2 separate regions of the Homo sapiens genome follow, and region 2 is linked to region 1. The links are chromatin loops, found by intact Hi-C in ENCODE. Cell type or tissue: GM12878. All regions are shown on one strand.

Region 1 (8,000 bases):
TAAGCCTCAACCTCACGTAGTATCTTTTCTGGACAACAGTCTATTTTTGGTTGGCCTTGGGAAAAGGAACTGATAAACATATTCTTTAAAAATGTGGTTCATTTCACTTTCCTAAGTTAGGCAGTGTAGCAGGGTATTAAGGAGCCAGGATATAGGGATTCAAATCCTGCTTTTGTCACTTATTCTCGATAAGATTTGAGGCAAGTTTCCTAACCTGTCTTTCTCATTTTACTTATCTGTTAAATGGGGGATACGTATAGTACCTATTGCAGAGAGCTTTTAAAAGGGTTAAAGTAGTTAATACACATTAAGCCTTTTGAATAGCAAGTGTTCGATAAATATTATTAAAACTAAAATTTGAAGTTTTTATAGAAATCAATATTATGTAAGTGATGCAATCTTATTTTATTAAACCAAAATTGAAATTTAACTGCAGTATATCAGGAAGAATCTAAATATTACTTACAGTGAAGAAGATGCTGGTCAGAACGTAATTACACTCAGGTATGAATGAATGATGGAATTGCAGGTATGTTTTACTAAATGGTATAGCTCATGAGTCTCACACCCAGGTGAATTCCCTAGTGCTATAGGATTTGATTCATTTATGGTCTCCCATTATTTATACTGTATTTGTTCTTCATTGATTTTATTCTTTGCAGTCGGATACTTCTGGAGACTATGAAATCACACTCTTAAAAATCTGTGGTGGAGATGACTGAACCAAGAAGATAATCTCCAAAGGTCCACGATGGGCTTTCCCAACAGCTCCACCTTACTTCTTCTCATACTATTTAAGAGAACAAGCAAATATAAACAGCAACTTGTGTTCCTAACAGGAATTTTCATTGTTCTATAACAACAACAACAAAAGCGATTATTATTTTAGAGCATCTCATTTATAATGTAGCAGCTCATAAATGAAATTGAAAATGGTATTAAAGATCTGCAACTACTATCCAACTTATATTTCTGCTTTCAAAGTTAAGAATCTTTATAGTTCTACTCCATTAAATATAAAGCAAGATAATAAAAATTGTTGCTTTTGTTAAAAGTAATTTCTTTGTTTGCTTTCAGAGCTTGCCAACATTGTTTGATGCCTGGTGCCAACAACTAATATTTTAAAACATGTTTCTGTATAGAAGCTGTTACTGCTTCAGTTTATCACCTTGTTAATCACACTTTTTTGAAAGAAAGGAATAAGATGAAGATGTATGTGACCCTGGCCTACCCTTTGTAGTTGTGATCAAGCTATAGGAGTGGTAATGCATGATAAGTTATTTCAGCTTTCAGAAAACATCTGCTGAAGGATTAATCTAACCACTTCCTGTCTGAATGGCAAGCATGAATTATGGTTGCTTCATGCTAAATACTACTTTCCCAGAATGGGCATTTAGAATCAAGCCTCTAAGGTTTCCTTTTCTCTTGAGTTGGCAAAACTATGCATTTAAAGAATCCATCATGCCATCTTTGAGTGGGACCTAATATGAAATACCTTGACTGATATGAAATAGATAAAGTGAAAAAAATTCCAGTTAGAGTTATTTTCCTGGACCAGAATAGAAATGATCGTACTGGCCATGTGCAGTGGCTCACGCCTGTAATCTCAGCACTTTGGGAGGTTAGCAGGCGGACTGCTTGAGCCCAGGAGTTTGAGACCAGCCTGGGCAACCTAGTGAGACCCTGTCTCTGCCAAAAATACAAAAATTAGCCTGGCATGGTGGCACATGCCTGTGGTCCAAGCTACTTGGGAGGCTGAGGTGGGAGGATTGCTTGAGTCAGGAAGCTCATTTGGCAAGTTAGTTCTGTAATCAATACTATAAATGTCAGTCATAACTAAGATGATGGCAGGAGATAATGAAAACAACTACTTAAATATTTGGGAGATAAAATTGAGTAAACATGGTATTCAAAGTTACCAAGTGTCAGTCAAGTATGCCTTCACGATTTTAGTGTAAGTGATTTAGTGAGTAAGTATATCACGAAGCAATAAATCAATGTTAATACTCATAGAGTGCTTACTATGTATTAGGTACTATGTTAAACAGTGTAGTATATTTTAATTTGTTAATCCTCAAGGCATCTTACAATGTAGATACCAACACAGATATAGAAATGGAAATGGAAGCTTAGAGAAATTAAGTAACTTGTCACTGTAAGAGCCAGGTAGTCCAACTCCAGTGTCCAGGCTCTTAACCACTGTTTTGCCTTAGAATTTATCCCATCCCAGGGCCACTGTAGTTTTCAATGCCTAGTGCTTAGATTAGAACAGTGCTCAGCACATAAAAGGCATTTAATACAGTGAATCTTTATTTTAGATCTCATTCATCCTCAGAGTTGTTATACCACTTATGTATTAAGTACTTTCTGAAACAAAGCATGGTTACATGTGTCAATATTTCCCCTGTTTTGCAAGTGAGGAAAATGAGACTCAGGTTAGGTATCCAGCCCAGGGTTACACAGTGGCAAAGCCAAGGCTTAAGATCCGGGTCATCTGGACTTTAAAACTTATCTGTGGCTGGGCAAAGTGGCTCACACCTCTAATCCCAGCATGTTGGGAGGCTGAGACAGAAGGATCACTTGAGCCCAGGGGTTTGAGACCAGTCCAGGAAACATCAGGAGACTCTGTCTCTACGAAAAATTTAAAAATTAGCTGGGTGTGGTAGTGTGCACCTATAGTCTCAGCTACTCAAGAGACTGAAGTGGGATGATCAGTTGAGCCCAGGAGTTTGAGGCTGCAGTAAGCTATGATCACACCACCGTACTGCAGCCTGGGTGACAGAGCAAGACCCCGTCTCAAAAACAAAACAAAACAAAAAAACCTTACCTGTGCATGAGTGAGTTTGAAGAAGGTGAGAACTTGAACACAGTAGTGATCACACAAGAGAATTCTGCAGAAAAAAAAAAAGCCCCAATGAGGTAACCCTCTAACCCTTCTACTCACATCTGTTTTGCCTTGTATGCATTGGACTTCAGGCAATTACCTTTCTAAGCCACATATTCCTCGTCTTTAAAATGGGACAACAATAGTACCTACCTCATAAGATTGTTTTGAAAAATAAATGAAAAAAAACACTTAAAAGGTATTCCACATAGTGCATAGCACATGGTAAGCCCTTAATAAATGTTAGCCTGTATCATATAATTATTATAGAGTAGTATTCAATGGCCACATTTTTTATTGCCTCCAATTTCCACAAGGTGGCATGTCAAGTTCAAAGTGAACCCCACGGCCTTGCATCCCAATGGCAAAACCTACTTAACTTGCTTCAGAATAACATGGCCAAATCTAAACTGTTGGAAACTTCTTCTATAGAAGGTTTGTCATGGTTCAGAAATCTTATTGTCACTGTAAACTCCTTCTTAAGGAAACATGTGGAACATTTAATTTAATCATCTGGCTTCTCTGGATTCCCAGGACCATCTTCATTTACATGAATGTGCATTAGCTCTGACATGGATCACCTGCAGAATTGAGTGCATTCATGTCATCTCATTAAGCCCTAAGTTTAGTCCCTGAAGATTGAAAGAAGAGAAAAATAGCCAGCTGCAGAGAGTCCTGGGCTCTGTGGTTGGTGAGCTGCAGAAGCAGAAGGTTTGTACACTTCACGCTACAGTAACAGAATGTTTGGTCTATAAATCAGGAGCTGCAAAAATGGCAAATGAGGATGTTGAATAGGAGATTCTCTAGCCTATTTGTAAGAATGTATTGAGGAAATTTTTAAAATAGTGTACAGTAGTTCAGACATTTCTTCCATGTACCTTCCCCTATTTCCATTTCCCCAATTTCATGCCATATGGATAACCCACAGTTTTACTTTGTCTTTAAAACAATAATTTTGGGGTCATATCAAACTGGGTTCAAATCCTGGCTTCACCACTTATGGCAGCAGCGTAGATAACAGTGCTCGACAAATACTTAACCTCCATACAACTCAATTCTTTAGCTGACAATAACAGCACCTACCTTAAATATGTGCAAGGATGAAATGAAATAAAGCATGTGAAAAATTTAACTCAATAAAAATTAGTTACCAATAACTGCATTGGCATGGTGAGTTGCCAGTGAAGAGCAGATAGTAAGTGTTCAACAAGCATTTGTAGAATAAATAAGCGATACTTGTTTTAGTACTACTCAGCGACAGTAACTCTGAGGCCTTGGAAGCTTCAGAGAACTGTCAGCTGAAATCAGTGTTATTAATATGTTGTCAGTGTGTCCTCCAACGATAAGAGCCAACTGTGTTCACCTCAGTGATGAGGTTACAGGATCTGAAGAAAGTTTCCTAGTCTTATTTCCTGCCCATCAGTTGACAGTAGTATGACATGTGAGGGAGTGAGTCGCTTACTCTTTCTGTACCTTAGTTTCCTCACCTGTAAAGCCAGGATGGCCATGCAAGTATCATTCAGAGTAGGCGTGAGGTTTCAATAAGCCAGATTAGGTGATGCACTTACCACAGTGCCTGCACCCGTTAAGTGCTCAATAAACATTAGCCATTATTCTCTGGCTCAGTTTGGAAGACTTACAATTGCTTATACAGTGCTCTAATCACTTGGGGGATTTTGAGATGTTGTAAAGCTACCTCTTCTAGTTTGCAATTAGGAAAGAAGATAAAGCAAACTTCTTGGCAATTTCCTGCCTGTGAAACCTTGTGTTTTATGAGCCACGGAAAGTACCCCAAATTTTTTTTCAACCCCACCCCCAGCAAACTGACAAACTCAGATCTTTCCCACCCACTCTGTATGTCTCCCGTGGGACTGTGAGAGTCAAGCAAGTACAGGTTGCTGTGTGCTGAAGCCTTTTTACTGGTGCTATATTTCTTTCAGTTTCATCAAACTCAGCTTTGTGCCAGTTTTACCCACCAGGGCCAGCCCTCCTCTGAAACCAAAGTTTGCCTATTTCTGTAGAGTTTACAAAGTCAACAGTGAGAGAGAGGAGAATTTCAAATGAGGAGGAGGGTTACAGAGTAGGAGGTAACATTGAATGGCTGCTGCAGTAAACTGTTAAAAGAAATCCCAAACCCAGAATACCAGAGCAGCCCATTCAGCTGAAAGGTTTTATGACACAACCATGCATAAGAAAAAACTAGCTATCAAAATGTACATGTGACCTCTTTGGGCATAAACTTTGTGGAACTGGATGTGGCAATAAATAGTGGTCCAGGCCAGGCGTGGTGGCTCACCCCTGTAATCCCAACACTCTGGAAAACCGAGGAAGGCAGATCACCTGAGGTCAGGAGTTTGAGACCAGCCTGGCCAACATGGTGAAACCCTGTCTCTACTAAAAGTACAAAAAAATTAGCTGGGCGTGGTGGCAGATGCCTGTAATCCCAGCTACTCAGGAGGCTGAGGCAGGAGAATTCGCTTGAACATGGGAGAAAGAGGTTGCAGTGAGCCGAGATGGTGCCATTGCATTCCAGCCTGGGTGACAAGAGTGAAACTCTATCTCAAAAAAAAACATAGTGGTCCAAGGTGACCTGGCAGAGCATCAGACTTGCTGTGAAGCGACAGATGTGATTTGCCAATTGCTACAATATCAACCACCAGATAAAAGGAAGTTTTGAAAAAGAACATTGGGATAAAATCAGCTCCTACGAAAAAGAGCATGCCACAGTGGGGTAGAAAGTAGAGAAGAACAAAGGTCACAAGGGTAGGGAGTTGGTGAGAATTAGCCCAAATTCACCCCTCCTTTTAGAGAACTGCAGCAATCCACAGCGTAACTGGCTTGCATTGGTGCCCCTGGCCACAGACCTCAGAAGAGTTTAGAGATTTCCAAAGTTGCATTTAAATTTTTTGTTTTGTTTTGTGTCAGAGAGCCAAGTCCACAAAGAAAGTTCCAGATCATGTCTGCAAATTCTATTTAAACCGGTGTTAAATAGAATTTGACATCTGATAACTTCATGAAAAATATTTTTCTTGGTTTTTATCAGTCAAACCAAACTCCTTCCAACCTTTATTCTTCCAACATTTATTACATGGTAACTGTAGTCCAGAAACTACGCCAGGTGTTGGAGTTATAAAAGTGAAGAAAGCTACACATTTCCTGACTTCAAGGAGTTGACGATCTGGGGAATAAGCAAAGGAGAGGAAAGACAGATACTTGGCTAATTGGCAAGGACAGCATAGTGGTGATAGCGGTGGGTGGGTTTGGGGATTAAGCAAATGTGGCTTCCACACAAAATTCTCACACTCTTTGCAACTTGCAGAGTTAAAGGATAAGATATTTGAAGCAACTGCCAATTACTAGGTGTTCAGTTAAAGACTGTTAAAGTTGTATTGCACAGTGGTTAAAAGTCTGGAGTCAGCCTAGCTGGACAAATTCTAGCTCTAACAGCTCTAAAGTCTCTAGCTGTGTGATCGTGGGAAAATTACTTAAGCCCTTTATGTCTCAGATTCCTTCATCTGTGAAATTTGAGTGATAGTAGTAATTAGACCAACCACCTAGGATTACAAAGATTAAATGGATCGATGCATGTAAGTACTTAGAATGACCCAGTACATTGTAAGCATATGTAAATGCTAGCTACTTAAAATTAACTATAGTAAAATATGATATGTACTGTAACAATGCTAGTAAAAATGCTGCGGACTACTAAGTATCAGAAATACTGATAGATATAGAAATAGATACAGATACACACAAAAGATGTTTATGATATTTTGCTAAATGGAAGAAAAGTTGCTTGACGAAACAGAAAAAGAAAACCAGTGTGAGACAACATAGCAAATGTAAGGAGGCATGTCTGCTCATTTCTGCATGCCAGCATAATTTCACGAAGCCTAACTCTGTGACGACGTGCAGCTCTCCGGAAATATGCTTTGAAGGCAAAGCAGGATAGAGCACATGGCCCCATCATGTCTCTTGCCTGAGTCACTAAGTTCCTTAAAAGATAAATGACTCTATTCCCTGCCTTTTCTTACACGTAAGGTAATATCTGATGGGGTTAGTGATGATGCCTCTGTAATCTATAACCAGCTGTACTCTTACACCCAAACTTCGATGTGATTCTGCTTTAATGTAACTTCTGCACACATTTGATGTGATTTTACAAGTACTAAACCTTCACAACTCATATATAAACTGTGAGCTAAAACACCATTTCAGAGCAGTCTGACAGAACCTCTTTGAAGGACTGTTCCCAGGCTCTAGGCCTCAGTCTATAGTCCTCAGTAAGACTTCTAAATACAACCACCTTTCATTCTTTACAAGCTTGATTTTTTTTTCTTTAGTTGACACCAGAAGGGCTGGGAAAATGTACATGACCATGGTAACTGTTTATCTCTGGGTAGTAGCATTACAGCTGATGCATTTTTCTTTTTTTGTCAAAGTTGTGTTTTCTAAGTAAATTTAAATTTATTGACTTAATAATTTAAGAATATCTTTACATGACATATAAGAAAATTTGGTTATTAAAAGGCACCTAGAACTCAAATGAAGGATTAATTAAGTATGCAGGGCAGGATTCACCAGGAATGTCACCTCTGAGCTAGGTATTAAAGGAATTGATTGGTAGGGCTTTGAAGATATAAAGATTAGTAGAGATAAGAACAAGATCCCCGTATTTGATAATATTGGAAAATAATGTATCAAATAGTACATGAGTTAAGTGAGCTGTTAATCCTTTTCTGTTTCTTTCTTTTTTTAAAAAATAGCAACAAGGTCTCACTGTGTTGCCCAGGCTGGTCTCGAACTCCTCGGCCTCCCCAAGTGCTAAGATTACAAGTGTGAGCCACCACACCCAGCCGAGTGGGCTACTAATCCTCAGTGAAGAGGCCATCACTGGGCACTGAATATCAGAGTCCATCCTTATTTTTTGTGTGTGTTCCTCTTGTTTCTGAAGTATCTAATGGAAAGTCTGGCTTCTCTGTTTCTCTCTTTCTCTGATTTCAGAAATCTTATTACGGTATCCTATCTATTGAAGATAACTAGAGATCAGTTTAAGTCTTCTCCATGCTGGAGCTTACAGAATAGATGCTAATTCTATTGCCTGCTTTCCCAGATA
Region 2 (8,000 bases), 140 kb after region 1:
GTTTAAAAGTTCAGAATAGCTTTTGCATTCTTTTCCTGCATTACACAAGCCTTTCTGCCAAAGAATTTTGGCCTATATGGCAGATTAATAATGGCCACAAATTCTTTGATACTGCCATGAGAGTTGGGCTGTTCCCTCTCAAATTCTCTGACTTACAGAATACACTGGAAGTGACCCTGTGCTAATTTCTAGGCCCAGGCCTTAAGAGCCCAGCTATTTTTATTTCCTGTGTCGTGTAACAATTTCTCTTGGAACCTTGAGCTACCCAGTAAGAAGTCCAACTATCTTGCTAGAGAGAACTACATGGAGTAGGAGAGGGGCCCCACTGAGCCCAGCCTTCCAGTCATCCTGTCAAGGCACCAGGCATGTAGGTGAATCCATCTTGAACCATCTAGACCAGCTCAGTTATCAACATGTTGAGCAGAAGAATCATCCAGCTAAACCCTGCCCAAATGCCTGACTTACAAAACTGTGAGATATAATAAAAGGGTTTTTTTTTAGTCCACTACATTTTGCCATAATTTGTAACACAGATATAGGTAACTTGAACAGCATACATGAATGATGAACAGCAGGAGGCATTTACATGCATTTTACAGCAAATAATTACTTTGTGTTTCTCCCTTTTGTTTTTTGTTTACTTTCAATAAAATATAAATCCCCAGCTTTTGCCACTCTATGCGTAGTCATCTGAAAGTCATGATATTTCACTTTTTAAACTTCATCAAGACATTTCAAAGATTCTTGTTGACTCATAATTGCCAATTAAAAAGTTACTTTTAAAAAAAAAATGTAAAGGCTGTCACAGAACCAGGGTGAACTGGCAGGCAGATCTTAAAAGTATGCAATGAACTAGACAGCTGAATTAAGCAATTAATCTTCATAACCAAACCCAACTTAATTTGCCTTGTTCGATGATTTCCACCCTTAGTTTTAAAGCATACCAGGCATTGCTAATAGCTTCAAGCAATCACAAAATTATCCATAATATTGCAAAAGACCTTTTCTTGCAATCATTCACATTAGAATAAAAATGTAAGGCATGTCAAATAGCAAGAATTTGGGGGGAGGATAAATTGTAACTTCCATGCATATACAAACTTCTTTAGAATGTAGGCTGAGTATCGTGAGAATGGATAATACTTGTTTATATACTTTCTTCGTATTCCCATCTGGTATTCTCATGTATGTAATTCTATGGCAACATTTTATTTTCTCAGGTCAGGGCCAGGAAGTCTGTTGAATTCTATGAACATCTGGCTTATGATCTCATGAGATACACTAGTTAACTCATGGGAAAATTATTTTTTTAACATGAAGCAAAATAACAGTTTATGGTGACAATCCTTTCTTATAAAAATTTCTTTTTAATGTAGCCTGGCATGATGCAGGATTTCTCAAAGAGTTCTGCAGGATACCATTCCTCAGAATATTAAATATGTGTTAATTGGATTAAAAGATGCCTTTGCAAATAAGTTCAGAAAAATTTAGAAAGAAAAATGTTAAACATGTTTCCTTTCTGAAATTTTCTGGGAATCTTGAATGTGCTAAACTCTATGAATCTCTAAGGGACCCCACAATGTGCAGAATCAAACATTGTTGACTGTGGCATCATTTTTGGAAAGACATTTTGTGGGATGAGTGTAGACTAAAACACACTTTGGGAAATACTGGCAGAATAGAAAGAGTCTGGAACTGGGAGCCCAAAGGACTTGGTTATAATCCTGATCTGCCACTTACTGCCTGGGTAAGTTATTCTATTAATCTCAAGATCATCTTAGATAAAATGAGGATAATACATGCACGAACTATTACCCCACAGAATTTTTATGAGAAATAAATCAGAAATTGTGGGTAAGAGTGATTAATCAATGCCTAGCATTCAGCAGGCCCTAGTGACTGAATGCTGGAGGAATGATTATCTTTGTACAATAATGTCTTTAGTTTATTTAAGGTCCTGATGAGAGGCTCACATGCTTATGAAACAGGCGCCAATTTCTGATAAACTTTGCAACCTTTATACTGCTCAGATGAGTCTAGGCCTGGTTTTCCCTGAGGCTTCTCATCATCTTGTGGCAATGACCACCAGGTGTGCTGTATTACCTGCTGAATTGAAGATCAACTTGGTTTTGTTTTTAAACACATCTTACATTTGGGCAACCAATTCCAGGGATTTTAAAATCAGTTTCTCAAGAAAATATTACATGGAGGTAGAACCTATCTTGGAGCAGAGGGCTAGAATCGGAAACTCAGGACAGGGTTTACTTAATCTCTTTGACTTTTTGTTTCCTCACTCATAATTGAAAATAATAATTTCCCCATAGTAATATTATGAGCACTGAATCTGATATTATGTATAGGAAGTACATTGTATTGTGTATCATTAATAAACCATTTTTATGACTATCATCAAAAGAGATCTTTCATAGAATTATATAATATAGTATTAAAATTAAAGAATCTAATATAGATCACCTAGTCAAATGTCCTCCTTTTCTAGAATTAAAAAAAAAAAAATCAGAAGGATGAAGGAATTTAGCCAAAGTCGTATAGTTCTCAGTGGCAAGTCCAGATAGAATATAACGGCTTTTTCCAAATATTCAAAGAAGAAAACATTTGCGCTATATGACCCCAAGGGATCAAATCAGTAGTGAAAGCTAGAGGAAACTATATGAAAATACACATCTAACAATCTCAATCTTAGTGCTCTACTGTTGAAATAGGTTGCCTCGGGGTTGCCACTCACCACCCTTCCCCCACCACCACCACCTATTTAGGTATTAAAGCTGGCTCTAGGGAGATGAAGTAAGCCATATGTACAGGTATCAGTCTCTGGGTTTTGTGAATCGGAAATTAATCATATGCATCATGGTTTGGCCTTGTGGTTGACACATTGCCTGAGACAGTCCCAGACCTATGACAGAGCCAACTCTGGAACTGTATTTTATAGAAATGCAGGAGCCACAATCTCACTGGAAGAAAGGACTTAAAGCTATAATTTCTTAGCACTTTACATAAGATTGAGAAAATGTCAAGTATCCATATCAAAGAATAGAGTTTGAAGGAGATTACAGAGGGACTAAATTCCTTTAACCCACTTGGCATTGCTGTTGGTTATATATAGAAGCTGGGCTCAACTCTGCTGGATAGCTAACCACAATTTCAGAGCCTGTAATTTTCTGTTATCTGTACTGACGCCCTTTTTATTTATGTGGATAATTGAAAGTTGACTATAATTATGAAATCTGACAACCTCAAGACAAACTCATTGAACATCTTTCTTTTAGAAACAATGTGAATTGAGATGTTTTATTCACTAGGCAACCCAATAATATTTGCTCATGGTTAAGAATGTACTATCAATCACGATATCCCAAACAAAAAACACAAGAGAACAAGCCAACAACAACAAAGTTTTCCCTTAGAGACAATTGTAATGAGACAGGACAGGCATTGCCCCAAAAGAGAAGTGAGAGATAATTTGAGGAAGTAAAATAAAGTTTAGTAAAGGCTGGGATATTTCTGTGGAACCTACTAAAAGGGGAACTCCAAGATATGCCTCACATTTGCCCAGATCTAGATCTGAGTTTGCATATTTTGTGATTTCAGAGTATGTTCTGACTAAAACAGCAAACACACTTAATATAAGTGGTTAATGAAGCTACCAGCAAAGTGGGCACATCCTGTCACAGTGCACATAATAATAACAAAGCTAATATTGAGTGCTTACCATGAGCAGGTACTGTACTAAAACGTTTCACATGAGTTAACTTGTTTAATCCTTGTACTAATTATGATATTTGTACTATTCTTAACCCCATTTTCAGGAAACTGAAGTTTAGAGACCTTGACTACTTTCCACAGCTGATAACTGTTAACTTCAGGTTTGAATCAAGGTCTTCTGACTGCAGACCTGTATCTTCCTTATATCTTGTCCACCTACCCTTGGTAGATCTGAAATGGAGTCCAGTCTTGTTGTGTCAGTACTGCTGTCATTGTCCCCAGAGCAGCCCATTGTTTACTATGTAGGGTGACCAGCAATCTGTAGGCCAGCCTTTGGGGCATAATGTGCCTCTTTTGTGTTAATCCTTAGAAAAAACCTACTTAAAAATATGTTCTTTTTCCATTAGAGTCACGACAGGTCAAAGATCTACTGAGGAGGGGATGTGTCTTTACTTGATACTGTAGGCTTTAATCAGGAGAAGTGGCATAAACTTAAGCAAGAAAACCTTTGGGGCCAGGTGCGGTGGCTCATGCCTGTAATCCCAGTACTTTGGGAGGCCGAGGCGGGCGGATCTTGAGGTCAAGGGATAGAGACCATCCTGACCAACATGGTGAAACCCCGTCTCTACTAAAAATAAAAAAATTAGCTGGGTGTGGTGGCATGTACCTGTAGTCCCAGCTACTGGGGAGGCTGAGGCAGGAGAATCGCTTGAACCTGGGAGGCAGAGGTTGCAGTGAGCGGAGATTGGGCCACTGCCCTCTAGCCTGGTGACAGAGCGAGACTCCGTCTCAAAAAACAGAACAAAACGAAACAAAAAAACCTTTGTACCCTGATTTCACTTAATGTTACCTAACACTAAGTGTATTTCACAGGTGCTGCTGAGGAAACCATTCAAAGTCCTAGCCTATCTATGACAGGCCTTAATATCCTAAAGCTAAGAAAGGTAGGGTACAGAGTCAGCCATATACATGTATAAAGCAGGTAGACATTCAGGATGCTGAAAAGGGTACCTGCATCATATTTGTTTTCCCCTAGACTTGCCAACTAGTCTGAAATTTCCACCACTACTATCACTTATTTGGATAAAGCCCCCATATTAGAATATAAACATGTTCTTGAAAAGATGAATACGTTAAGCCATTAATATTCACTACAGACAGTGATGGTTAACACTATAGCTGTAATGTTAGAAAAGGACAGAGCTTTGAGGGAATGAGACCATGATAGGTAAATTTTGAAGAAAAAAAGAAAACTGGAAAGCTCATAACAGTGGTTTTCAAACACAGGCTTGCAGATTAGACAAAGGTATTCATTAATTTTTGGTGAAATAGGAGCAACAGGGAAAATGTAGTAAAATTTCTAATTAAAACTATACATTTAAAATTATAAAATTATAAATTCTGAGATAATGTCCTTCTTTTTGGATGGTATCTTGTCACTTCTGTTATAAGATGATTATGATAGTAGATGAAGGTTGAATTTTTTTAAAAGTCTGTGTTTGACAAAATAAAAAGCTAGCAATTTTTTGTTAATCATTAATGGATATACATGCATTCAATATTCTATTACACCTTCACAGTAACTGTGAGGAATTTTTTGTGATCATGCCTGTTTTATAGATGAGGAATCTCAGGCCTAGAGGATAAATAACTTATCCAAATTGATATAGCTATTAAGTGGCAAAACTGTGACTTGTCCTCCTTACTCACTCCTTTCATTTGGGACAAGGACACTGGGGCCTTTGAGGAAAAGATCAATACTAAAAACAGAAAGAGAAATGTTAGAAAAACCAAAGTACAGAAGATAAATTTCACCTACTTAATTTTAACAAACACTTTCTAGAACTTTGCTGGCAAAAATGTTGTCCCTTATACTTGGCATTTAGAAACTAACATCATAAAATCCTGAAAGTGTTAAGAGCAAAAAAAGTTTTAAAGTTCATTCTCCTTCTTTTCAATAAATGAGAAAACTTACAAGTAGCATCTGACTTAAAATTCTATATTGTTGCATATGACAAGCACTCAGAAATATTTACATAAAGCAAAAGGCATAACACAGCCATTATTGGTAATGTAGAGAAGAAAAAAGCAAAGGAAAATGTAGCCTGATCAGACCAGCTAAGTAACTGCATGAGACAAACTTCAGCCACTTCAGTCATCCATGACAAATGAAGAACAGTAAAACAGGAAAAACCCTTAAAATAGAATTAATTTCAACTCAGTGATATGCACATAGGAAGCATTCAACAAAAAGTCAATTACTGAAATAATAAATGAATGCCTAATTTTATATTGCTCATCATAACATGGGCAACATACATTCTTTCTTGTTCTAGAAATAAACATTTGAAGACCTGGGAAAATGCTTAACCAAGAAAAATCTATTACAAGGCTACACTTTGACTACATGTATTCATCATTAAATACAGGTATAAAATGAAAATGTCCAAATATGCTAATTTAGACATAATACATATAATGACTGAGATTTAAGAACTAGTATCATTTATTTGGCAGTTTTCCAAACTCTCAACATTTGGAAACATTTTCTATTACTGAGTCGTTTTGCCACCAGGGAACCCAACTAACTCCAGAATTATGCTTCCTTCAGGGAGATGGGAAGTTCTCATCAGCCACAACAACCTTGGCAGGTAGCTCTCTTGTGCTTACTCGGAACATATATTTGAGAATTAGAATAAAGACTAAAGGATATGCTCAGCATTTCCAAGTCCTTATGTACCCTGAATTGGCATCTACTATTGACTACGAGGACAATGGGTGAACAGTCAAATTACTTTTGGGGGGTTGAGAGGAGACAGAGACAGAATGGTATTCTGTGGTCTCAGCCATAAGCTTCAGGAAATCCATGGTAACTTTCATATCTCTAAAGCAAAGAGCTAAGGAAGCCCATCTAATGCTTCTGAAAGGCAGGTATTGAGGTGGCTGTGGGAACCTCTGAGAGCCCCTCATCTACCCTGTAGACCAAGAAACCACCTATCGCAGTGGAAGCTCATGTGCCCCATTGAGGAGTTTCCCACCATGGCTTGGATTTGCATGAGAAACATCATCAGACTGAATCTGATTCTTAAAAATGGATGAAGGGACAGAGAGGTAACTTTCAAGATGCTTCCACATTATTTAGGAATCCAAGATCATCAGATTCCCTCACTCCAGAGGGAAATTAAAGTTCAGAGGACAATGCCTGAGCCTACTGCTGACTTACAGAACCCATTTCACTCATAAATTTGAGCCCCCAAGGCCTAAAGGAGATGAGTGTGGTTCAAGCTTTCCCTTCATTTTCATTCTATACAGAACTGGCCATTTAACGACCGCTGGATCTTGGCAAGCAGCTACCTTATTTGGAGAAGTTCTAGCAGTTCTCAACCTCTAATTTCTGCTTCAGGCCTTACATTCTGGAAGGAGTAAGATGCCACTACAGTGGAGGATTCTTGAAGCTCTATACAGAAGTGGTGCACCATAGAGGGCCACAAACCTGAATACAGAACTCCCATTGCAGTGTGGCAGGGGCGGGGGGTTTACAGCCATTTCAGGAGACCCTAAAACAGATCAGGCAGATTTTGATGTGGGTTACAGGATTACCCTCTAGCCAGGAAGCTAGACTCATTTCTTCATTTGTCCAGCAATAATATATTAAGCTAAGCACCTATTTTTGTGAAACTAGAAAGGGTAGAATCCCGTAGTTTGAGGACCACTTCACAGAGGAATTAGGATTGCTGGAGATGACCAGCACTAAGTATGGGGCCAAGGGACTCTTCACTTAACCCCTGTCCCATACTTCACTCATGCCCTCAAATGGAAATGACCTATTTGACATTATCATTCATCAAATATTTTTTAGATCTACTGTGTAGAAGACATCAAGGCCAACGCTGTTGGACTGTTTATTAATCCATAAAAATGAGATCTATTTTAAATCAATAAACAACGATCTTAATTTTCTTTTGGCCTCAAGTACATAACACAGTGCCTAGCCCATAGTGGACATTTTAGAGATGTTCATTACATTGAAAAGAAAATAATTCCTATGATGAGAAGTATGTTACCTTGGGCTTTGTTTGGTTGGATGCAATTCATGGCTTGATATTTTCTCACCTGCAATGTTTTTGAACCAGTGAATAGTAATACTAAATAGCAATATAATAACAATTGATTTATTTTACTTTTAAGCCAGGAAAATTTGCTCACTCAGGTAGAGAAATTCAGTCATCCAGTCCACTGAGTATTCACTTACTTTAATGCCAAAATTTCAGCTCCTG

The links. Hi-C counts contacts between places; a loop is a spot of excess contacts. Peaks named below come from ENCODE experiments on the same cell type or tissue, not always from the same donor. Only the 100,000 strongest peaks of a DNase experiment are listed, where the experiment ranks them.
Region 2: it touches region 1 in a loop (6-fold over the local background); 3 of 110 quality-filtered maps call a loop at or near these places.

The regions. Positions count from the first base shown.
Region 1 is chr4:78,609,394-78,617,393 of GRCh38, forward strand. It overlaps ANXA3 (annexin A3), which reads left to right. Exons shown (of 13, transcript NM_005139.3): 13 at 663-1,054. The coding sequence ends at 722. LOC124900721 (a long non-coding RNA gene) reads left to right here and starts at 5,400. Exons shown (of 2, transcript XR_007058152.1): 1 at 5,400-8,000. In GM12878, a CTCF peak has its summit at 3,209 (motif pointing right); DNase peaks (open chromatin) are centred at 3,248 and 4,718; H3K4me3 peaks cover 328 bases; H3K27ac peaks cover 1,157 bases.
Region 2 is chr4:78,746,643-78,754,642 of GRCh38, forward strand. No RefSeq gene overlaps it. Among named protein-coding and RNA genes, the nearest start is that of BMP2K-DT, 25 kb to the right of the region's middle. RefSeq lists enhancers at 3,449-3,628, 3,929-3,978. In GM12878, no CTCF peak of the experiment used is centred here; DNase peaks (open chromatin) are centred at 2,839, 3,649 and 6,664; H3K27ac peaks cover 2,148 bases.